Linked DNA regions of Homo sapiens: all the other regions are linked to region 1. Evidence: chromatin contacts called from ENCODE Hi-C or POLR2A ChIA-PET data. All regions are on one chromosome and are shown on one strand. The core of a region is the stretch at or near the end of the contact, and the rest is flanking DNA. Distances in the headings are between cores, read along the strand shown. Region 1 overlaps LOC101927759 (a long non-coding RNA gene). Region 2 has its middle 5.2 kb from the start of TUBB2A. Region 3 has its middle 8.7 kb from the start of MIR4645.

Evidence for each region. Hi-C counts contacts between places; a loop is a spot of excess contacts on that map. ChIA-PET counts read pairs that join two places held with the same protein, here RNA polymerase II (POLR2A). Pooled maps may share reads with other maps.
Region 2: a loop to region 1 is called in a pooled map, with 2.4 times the contacts of the local background. The contact joins two enhancer-like sites. A Hi-C loop is called at or near these places in 4 of 50 pooled maps. POLR2A ChIA-PET finds 5 or more read pairs at or near these places in 7 of 52 experiments (A673, CD4-positive, alpha-beta T cell, HCT116 and 4 more).
Region 3: a pooled map shows a loop between it and region 1 (3-fold over the local background). The contact joins two enhancer-like sites. A Hi-C loop is called at or near these places in 1 of 37 single-sample maps with no recorded cell type and 5 of 50 pooled maps. POLR2A ChIA-PET finds 5 or more read pairs at or near these places in 9 of 52 experiments (CD4-positive, alpha-beta T cell, HEK293, T-cell and 6 more).

Annotation. Positions count from the first base shown.
Region 1 is chr6:3,025,872-3,028,571 of GRCh38, forward strand. LOC101927759 (a long non-coding RNA gene) reads left to right here. Exons shown (of 3, transcript NR_152848.1): 2 at 882-1,000; 3 at 1,074-1,563. Among named protein-coding and RNA genes, the nearest start is that of NQO2, 27 kb to the left of the region's middle. RefSeq lists enhancers at 9-118, 1,087-1,246. Within about 2 kb of position 1,305, at least 11 of the 41 ENCODE cell types and tissues checked have a DNase peak (open chromatin) inside an H3K27ac peak, as active enhancers do; they include CD4-positive, alpha-beta T cell, where a contact is called at or near this core.
Region 2 is chr6:3,161,350-3,164,049 of GRCh38, forward strand. No RefSeq gene overlaps it. Among named protein-coding and RNA genes, the nearest start is that of TUBB2A, 5.2 kb to the left of the region's middle. RefSeq lists a cis regulatory region at 1,165-2,057, an enhancer at 1,223-2,033 and silencers at 1,308-1,697, 1,788-1,847. Within about 2 kb of position 1,347, at least 36 of the 41 ENCODE cell types and tissues checked have a DNase peak (open chromatin) inside an H3K27ac peak, as active enhancers do; they include CD4-positive, alpha-beta T cell, where a contact is called at or near this core.
Region 3 is chr6:2,861,546-2,864,045 of GRCh38, forward strand. It overlaps the pseudogene SERPINB9P1. Among named protein-coding and RNA genes, the nearest start is that of MIR4645, 8.7 kb to the left of the region's middle. RefSeq lists an enhancer at 1,160-1,489. Within about 2 kb of position 1,251, at least 8 of the 41 ENCODE cell types and tissues checked have a DNase peak (open chromatin) inside an H3K27ac peak, as active enhancers do; they include CD4-positive, alpha-beta T cell, where a contact is called at or near this core.

The DNA.
Region 1 (2,700 bases), core at 55-2,554:
ACTGAACTCAGGGGTTCATTGGACCTATCAGGAAAGAGAGACCTTTCTTGTTTCTGGACTTGGAGCTGTGATGAAGTAAGTGGGTCAGGGGCCAACACATAGACAGCGTTGGCCTACAAATGCAGCCCAGGCAGAGGACGGTGCAGCCAAGCCACACAGAGAGACAACTTCCTAGTGACACGCTGTGAACTCCTGCATCCACCCCTGCCTGAACTGGAGCTTTTCCTCTTCAGCTCTTCAGTTATGTGAGGCAAGATGTTGCCTTTTTTGCTTAATGCTGTGAGTTGAGTGTACAGCAGTTACAATCAAAGAATCCTAAATAATGCTGCAAGCATGGTGACTATCTACATGGGAATATGCAGTACTCCAGTGAAGACAAAACATAAATTAATTTTGGAATCTGATGACCATAATCTAAAAACATTCATAGAGGTATATAAAAATTATAACAAAATTTAAAGTAGCATATCTCCTCATGAAGCAGGTTAAGTGTATACACAAAGAAGGAGGAGGAAAAGGTGAGAAAGAATCTGCCCTTGTGGGGAAGTGACAGAGGCAGAAGAGGCTGATGCAGTCCTGCATCCAGGCCCAGCTCTGCCAGCAGCTGAGTACCCCTGAACAAGCTCCCCCACCTCTTCGGGCCTCACTTTCCCCATCTATGAAAGAAAGGGAGTCTAGCTTCCATAGCTGCCCCAGCTGATACGCAAGGTGCCAGTGTGTCCTCAGTCCTGTCAGGAGAAACCTTCCCCACTAGAATCCCAGGAGGAGCTTGAAATCCTGTCTGGGATCCTGACGGCCCAGGTGCTGACCCTGCCTCGGGTTGTGTCTGCTAAGAAGTCTGATTTCTGCTCATCTCTCCCCATTTCTTTCTTCCCATAAAGTGGGCTGATGCGCTGGAACGTCGATGCAGCCAGTGATGTGTTTGATGAGAATGTATTGAGAGTAAAGCTGCCCAGAATCCAAGTGTGTGTCATCTGAACTCTTGAATCATGGATGGAAGGTATGTCCTCTGTTGATGTCTCGCAGCCTGAGCTGACAATCTGTAAGAAGGTTTTGTTATCTTCATGTTACAGATGGTGAACCGAAACTTACAGAGCTCAAGTCACTTGACCAGGCTCCACCCCTACAAGAGGCAGCACGCAAACTAAAAACCAGGCGGCCTTTTCCAAAGCTTGTGCTCTGCTCCACTGCTGGAAGGAACCCTTCGGGGAATTGAAGCAGCACTGAACAAAGGCCATTTTTAAGAAGCGACACCAGAAACCTAAGGCGGGGTCCCCGGCTCAACAAGGATCTCATGTTTTGTGGGTCAGAGATTCTTGTGTCGTGTCTGGGTGAGGTCAAAAACCATGCAGAGACTTTCACTTCCTGTTCTGTGGCAGACAAGACATCTGAAAAGCTCTCCTGCAGCAACACTTCTAGATGCCAAGTAAATCACAGCAAGTGCACTTTTAAATGTGTTACTAAGATCATAAAAATGAAGGAAAATGCCCAAGCATATCCCCAACCCCTCACCCCACAACCACCACCACCACAATAAACAAGTTGCTGACAGTGGATTGGCAAGCGAGAGTGGAACCTTAGGCTGCGTTGGCATCAAATACTAATAACCAAGCAAAAGGGAGCAAGACCAGGCCTGGGGGCTGTGCCATTGAGAGGTGACCGCGTGCTGGCAGTCCTCACAGCCCTCGTTCGCTCTCGGCGCCTGCTCTGCCTGGGCTCCCACTTCGGCGGCACTTGAGGAGCCCTTCAGCCCGCCGCTGCACTGTGGGAGCCCCTTTCTGGGCTGGCCAAGGCCGGAGCCGGCTCCCTCAGCTTGCAGGGAGGTGTGCAGAGAGAGGCGCGAGCGGGAACCGGGGCTGCGCGCGACGCTTGCGGGGCAGCTGGAGTTCCGGGTGGGCGTGGGCTTGGCGGGCCCCGCACTCAGAGCAGCCGGGCGGCCCTGTCGGCCCCGGGCAATAAGGGCTTAGCACCCGGGCCAGCGGCTGCGGAGGATGTACTGGGTCCCCCAGCAGTGCCAGCCCACGGGCGCTGCGCTCGATTTCTCGCCGGGCTTTAGCTGCCTTCCCGCGGGGCAGGGCTCGGGACCTGCAGCCCGCCATGCCTGAGCCTCCCCCACTCTCCGTGAGCTACTGGGCAGCCCAAGCCTCCCCCAAGAGCGCCGCCTCCTGCTCCAGGCGCCCAGTCCCATCAACCACCCAAGGGCTGAGAAGTGCAGGCACAGGGCGCGGGACTGGCAGGCAGCTCCACCTGGGTGAAGCCAGCTGGGCTCCTGAGTGTGGTGGGGACGTGGAGAACCTTTATGTCTAGCTCAGGGATTGTAAACACACCAATTGGCACTCTGTATCTACCTCAAAGTTTGTAAACACACCAATCAGCACCCTGTGTCTAGCTCAGGGTTTGTGAATGCACCAATCCACACTCTGTATCTAGCTATTCTGGTGGGGCCTTGGAGAACCTTTATGTCTAGCTCAGGGATTGTAAACGCACCAATCAGCACCCTGTCAAAACAGACCACTTGGCTCTACCAATCAGCAGGATGTGGGTGGGGCCAGATAAGAGTATAAAAGCAGGCTGCCCTAGCCAGCAATAGCAACGAAGTCGGATTTGTTTCCATGCTGTGACGGTTTTGTTTTTTTGCTTATTGTAATAGCTTTTGCTGTTGTACTCTTTTCTGGTCTACACTGCGTTTATGAGTTGTAA
Region 2 (2,700 bases), core at 97-2,596, 140 kb after region 1:
CCAATTAAATTTAATTTTAAAATATCAACCCCACCAAAGTTTACAATTTTTTTTTTTTTTTGCATCAGATGACTATAATAATACAGAGTAAATATATAGAAGATTTTTAGCCACTTTCTGGAATGGGCCATGCCCCAGAATGTGACATTCATATTACAAGTGTCGATCTGGGGCCTTTCAAAACTGAAGATGTCATTTTTTGTTTTTTTTTGAAATGGAGTCTCGACTAGGCTGGAGTGCAGTGGCATGATCTTCGCTCATTGCAACCTCTGCCTCCCAGGCTCAAGCGATCCTCTCGCTTTAGCCTGCCGAGTACCTGGGATTACAGGCGTGCACCACCATGCCTGATTAATTTTTGTATTTTTAGTAGAGGCAGCGTTTCACCATGTTGGCCAGGCTGGTCTCAAAGATGTTATTCTTGATGTCAAATTCTCATTAAGCTATAACCCCCCAAGTTTTTTTTAAATACATACAATGTACACAGCAATTATATATACATATATCTTATATACATATTTCCTGATTATAAAATTAGAAACACTTAGAAAGTACTAAAGAGCACAAGTGTATCCCCTGTTCTCGAGATTTTTTTAAATGCTTGATGTATTATATTCCTTTGTGTTTTTCCTATTCATGGGCTGTTTAGGTGTTTTTGTTCCTTTATAACTTTTTTTTTTTTGCCTTCAACATTAAGAGTGAAGAAATACTATATCTTCTTCTGCTATGACTTAGACATAATCTCACAAATTCTCAAAAATATGTAACCTACTCCCAACTGTCATTCTCCCCATAATCTGAGGTGTCCAGAGCATACCGAATTATCTACAGAGCAAACTCATCTCTGCTTCCCATGACTAAGGCCGTTTAGAGGACTCAGTGCCCTCCTGCCGCGTTCCCTGACTGTTGAAAAGCACAGGGCCTAGAGTTGATGGACTGGGTGCAAATCCTCACTGTCACTTCTTAGCTGTGTGACCTCGGCAAGTTACTTAACCTCTCTCTGCCTTAGTTGCCTCATCTGTAAAGTGACAGTAATAATAGTACCCGCTTCCTGGGGTTGTGATAAAGACTGAATGAATATGTGAAAGCACTCACAATACCACCTGCCCCACAGTGTTATATAAATATTAGCTATTATAACGGGTTAATCCCGTCCTCCCCCCACTCCCTCCCTCCCTCCCTTTTTTTCTCCCTCCTTCCCCTCCCTCCCTGGAGCTCTTCTGGAATCAGGACTCAACTCCAGAGCCACTTGCGAGGCTCCCATGCGGCGAGACTGCGGTCTCCGCTGGCCGCACGCTCTTCTGCATACAGCTCCGCACTACACTCCTCTCCCCTAATCCCGAGGCTGGCGCTGCAGAGTGAGCGAGCGCAGGATCGCTAAGCGCGAGCCGAGGCGCCATCGGAACACTCTTGCCCCCACCCAGACGTCGAGTCTGCAGGTCCAGGGCAGAGGGCGCTGGGCGGCGCCGGGAGGCGCGAGGCACCCGGGAGAGCCGGCTCCGTGGCTTCCTACTACCTGACCCCCTGACCACCTAGTTCTGGAGCCAGGCTTCTTCACCCTTCGCCAGGTCTGGGCTGCCAGGGACTCGGGGTGGGGCCGCCACGCTGCCTTCTCCTTCCGTCCGGAGCGCCGGGGCGCGCGACCCGCTCCGTTTCACGCTCTAGGCAAACGGTAGTTCGGGAAAGGCTGAGCTTCGCCCCCTCCCCGCGGTGAGAGCGCGGCGCGGCGGGGCGGGGCCTCCTGCGGGCGGGAGAGGCACCGGGGTCCAGGGGCCGCGGCGCAGGGGGAGGGCGGGGCTGTGCCCCCCGGAGGCCCTGCCCGCCCCGCCCCGCCCCGCCCCGCCCCAAGACCCGGGTTCCCCCTGGAGGCCGCCACCGCCCGTCCCTGCCCGTCGCCGGCAAGGCCTGAGCCTCTGTCTCAAGATCGGACGGCCTTTGCAGCGGGAGCACCAACCAACCCCACAAATTCATGAAATACTAGGCGGGAGATGCGCTCAAAATAGGACGTGCCTTTTGTTTTTTGTAGCTATAAGAGAATATCGAAGTACTTTTTTTTTTTTTTTTTTTTGAGATGGAGTCTTGGTCTGTCACCCAGGCTGGAGTGCGGTGGCGCAATTTGGGCTCACTGCAACCTCCGTCTCCGCCTAACAGCCCTGTCGTACAAAAATAACAATAGGGAACATCTGAATAGGGGGTGGGCTAATTTTGTTAAATTTACTTTTTGATGCCCCCACGTTTTGTTGCTAGTGTTAATGAAATGCCACCAATGGCTGGCTTAAATGTAGTGCTGCCAATGTATATATTCTGTGTCTCTTCTCAGTTAGGAAGAACATTTGTTACTTCCACTACCTAAAGTTTGCCCGGCATGGTCAGTTTTACCAGTAGTCACCACAAGCACACTGCTAATTAGTTTTCCAGACCTAAGGAAACGTTTGAGATCAGGATTGGGATGTGGGGGGTGTAGGGGGAGTAATGACCCCAAAATAAAAGGAAAATTGCAATAGTAAAATGAATGTTTATTTAAATGTCTACAGAATATATCATGTCAATTAGTCAAAGACAACTCAACTTTTATATTGTAATGTATAAATTATACTTAATGTAAAAAGTTAAAATAGAAAATGAAACATATCTAATATGATATGGGACAGTTCCTCCAAAAGAGTGCCAGCGACCTCCAGAGCTCGAGCTGGCTCCATTCAT
Region 3 (2,500 bases), core at 1-2,500, 160 kb before region 1:
GTCTGCAGCTTGCCTCCTGAGCCAGCAAGACCGTGAACCCACCAGAAAAAAAAAACTCCAAATACATCTGAACATCAATAAAGGACAGACTCCAGATGTGCCACCTTAAGTGCTATAACACATCATGAGGGTCTGCGGTTTTGTTCTTGAAGTCAGTGAGACCAAAACCCCACCAATTCCCGGTCACAAAAGGGTATAAAGTTTGAATTATGGGTTGAGCATTCTGGCTCACACCTGTAATCTCAGTACTTTGAGTGGCTGAAGTGGAAAGATAAGTTGAACACAGGTGGGGGAGGTAGCAGTGAGCTGAGATCACACCACTGCATTTCAGCCTGCGTGACAGACTACCTCAAAAAGTTTAAGGTACTCAAAGTTAACACATTTTGGAAATCTAAGGTACAGCATGGCTATGAAAGTTCATGAGAATGTATGCTTGAGATGTGCTAAGAGTAGATCCTGAATGTTCTCATCACATACACAAATGATAAGTAAATGTGGAGGATATGTTAATTTGCTTGACTATGGTGATCATTTCACAATGTATCTGTATTTATGGTTTAAATGTTTGTTCCCTCCCAAACTCATGTTGAAATTTAATTACCACTGTAACAGTATTAAGAGGTGAGACCTTTAAGAGGTGATCAGATCATGAGGGCTCTGCCCATATGAATGGATTAATGCATTTATCTGGGGAGTGGATTCCTTATAAAAGGACAATTTGGGCCTTCTTTTGTCTCTCATCCTCTCTTGCCTTCCACCTTCCACCATGGGACGAGGCAGCAAGAAGGCCTTCACCAGATGCCAGACCCTCAATCTTGGATTCCCTGCCTCCAGAACTGTGAGGAAATAAATTTCTGTTCTTTATAAATTACCTAGTCTGTGGTATTCTGTTATAGCAGCACAAAATGGACTAAGACATATATCAAAACATCACATTGTACATTGCAAATGTATACAATTTTTGTTTGTCAACTATACCTCAAGAAAGCTAGAAAAAATCAAATAGTCAAATGGATCTAAAGTGTTTCTAAGTAGCAAAAGTGCTTTACACATCTATTTTGTTACCATGTTCTATGTCATATTGAAGGTGGGCTTGCCTTTCCACCTTTGGAGTGGATCATAAAGTCCTTGAAGAATGGTCTTCCCACAGTATTCAGCACACAGGAGTACCCAAGACATTTGTGTAGAGTTCCTCTGAATTAAAGCTGATGTCAACAACACTTCAGATGTCACCAGAGGGTAGGCAGGGCTGCAGAGTCACCCACCTTCAAGGATGATGCTCCAGTCATACCCAATGTGAAAGGTGTCCCCTGGAGCCATGCAAACAAATGAGGTGGCCCCAAGAACAGGATCCTAACATCTCAGGAAGTCAGTCGGCCTTGCTTGGCCACAACTTGAGTTGCACTTAATTTTTAAACTACCATTAATCCCCCAAAACAGGTGGTGAGAAGGTATTTTATATATGAGTGTAACGGCTTTGTTCTCATTCTAAAAGAAAGCAGATGTTATTCAAATCAGATGACCACAACCAGATGACGGAAAGGGGAAGGCAAAATGTTTTAACTTATTAAAAATATAAACTTGACTCAGAATACTCACATGATTCAGCTAAAGAGAAAATCATCTCTGGTGTTTAGGCACTCATTTGCATTTAAAAACCCAAAAGGAATCATTGTGACGAATTGTTGATATTAATATTTGTATTAACTGTCTAGGGCTGCCATACATAACAAAGTACTTTAGGCTGGGCAGCTTAAACAACAGAAAGGTATTTATTGTCTCATTTCTGAGGGCTGAAAGTCTAAGATCAAGGTGTCAGTAAGGTGGGTTCCTTCTTGGGACTCAGAGGGAGAATATGTTCCAGGCCTCCCTCCTTAACTTGCAGATGGCCCTCCTCTCTCTATAGCTCTTTAGTGTTTTCCCTCTGTATGTGTCCGTGTCCAAATTAACCCTTTTATAAGGACGCCAGTCATATTGGGTGACCTAATGACCTCATTTTGCCTTAATTACCCCTGTAAAAACCCTGTCTCCAAATACAGTCACATTCCAAGATACTGGAGGTTAGGAATTTAACATATGAATTGAGGGGAGTGAAGAACAACCCAATCCAGCCCATGACAGTGTCCTAGTGTTTCAAGACAGTTTCTGCACAGATAGACATGGAGACATCGTTCTATCCTTACCTTGCTGATTTTAAGACTCCCTACCCCACACACAAGTTGCTGCTGTTGTTTATTTAATAAAACTGTGTAGATCACTTTCCTTTGAAACACTGATGCACAGCTGTGGAAGGTGGGGTATCTGGGATTACATGCCGACATCCAACCTCGCTGGACCTATCCGGCCCCAGGCATTGCACCAAGGACTGAGATACACTCGTGGATTTAATCATCCAAACACATCTCCTAGGAGGAAGGCCATACATGATCCCCCCAGGCTGAGGCTTCTTAAGGCTCCCCAAGGGGAGGTGGACTTGACACACTGAATACAGGATCACTCC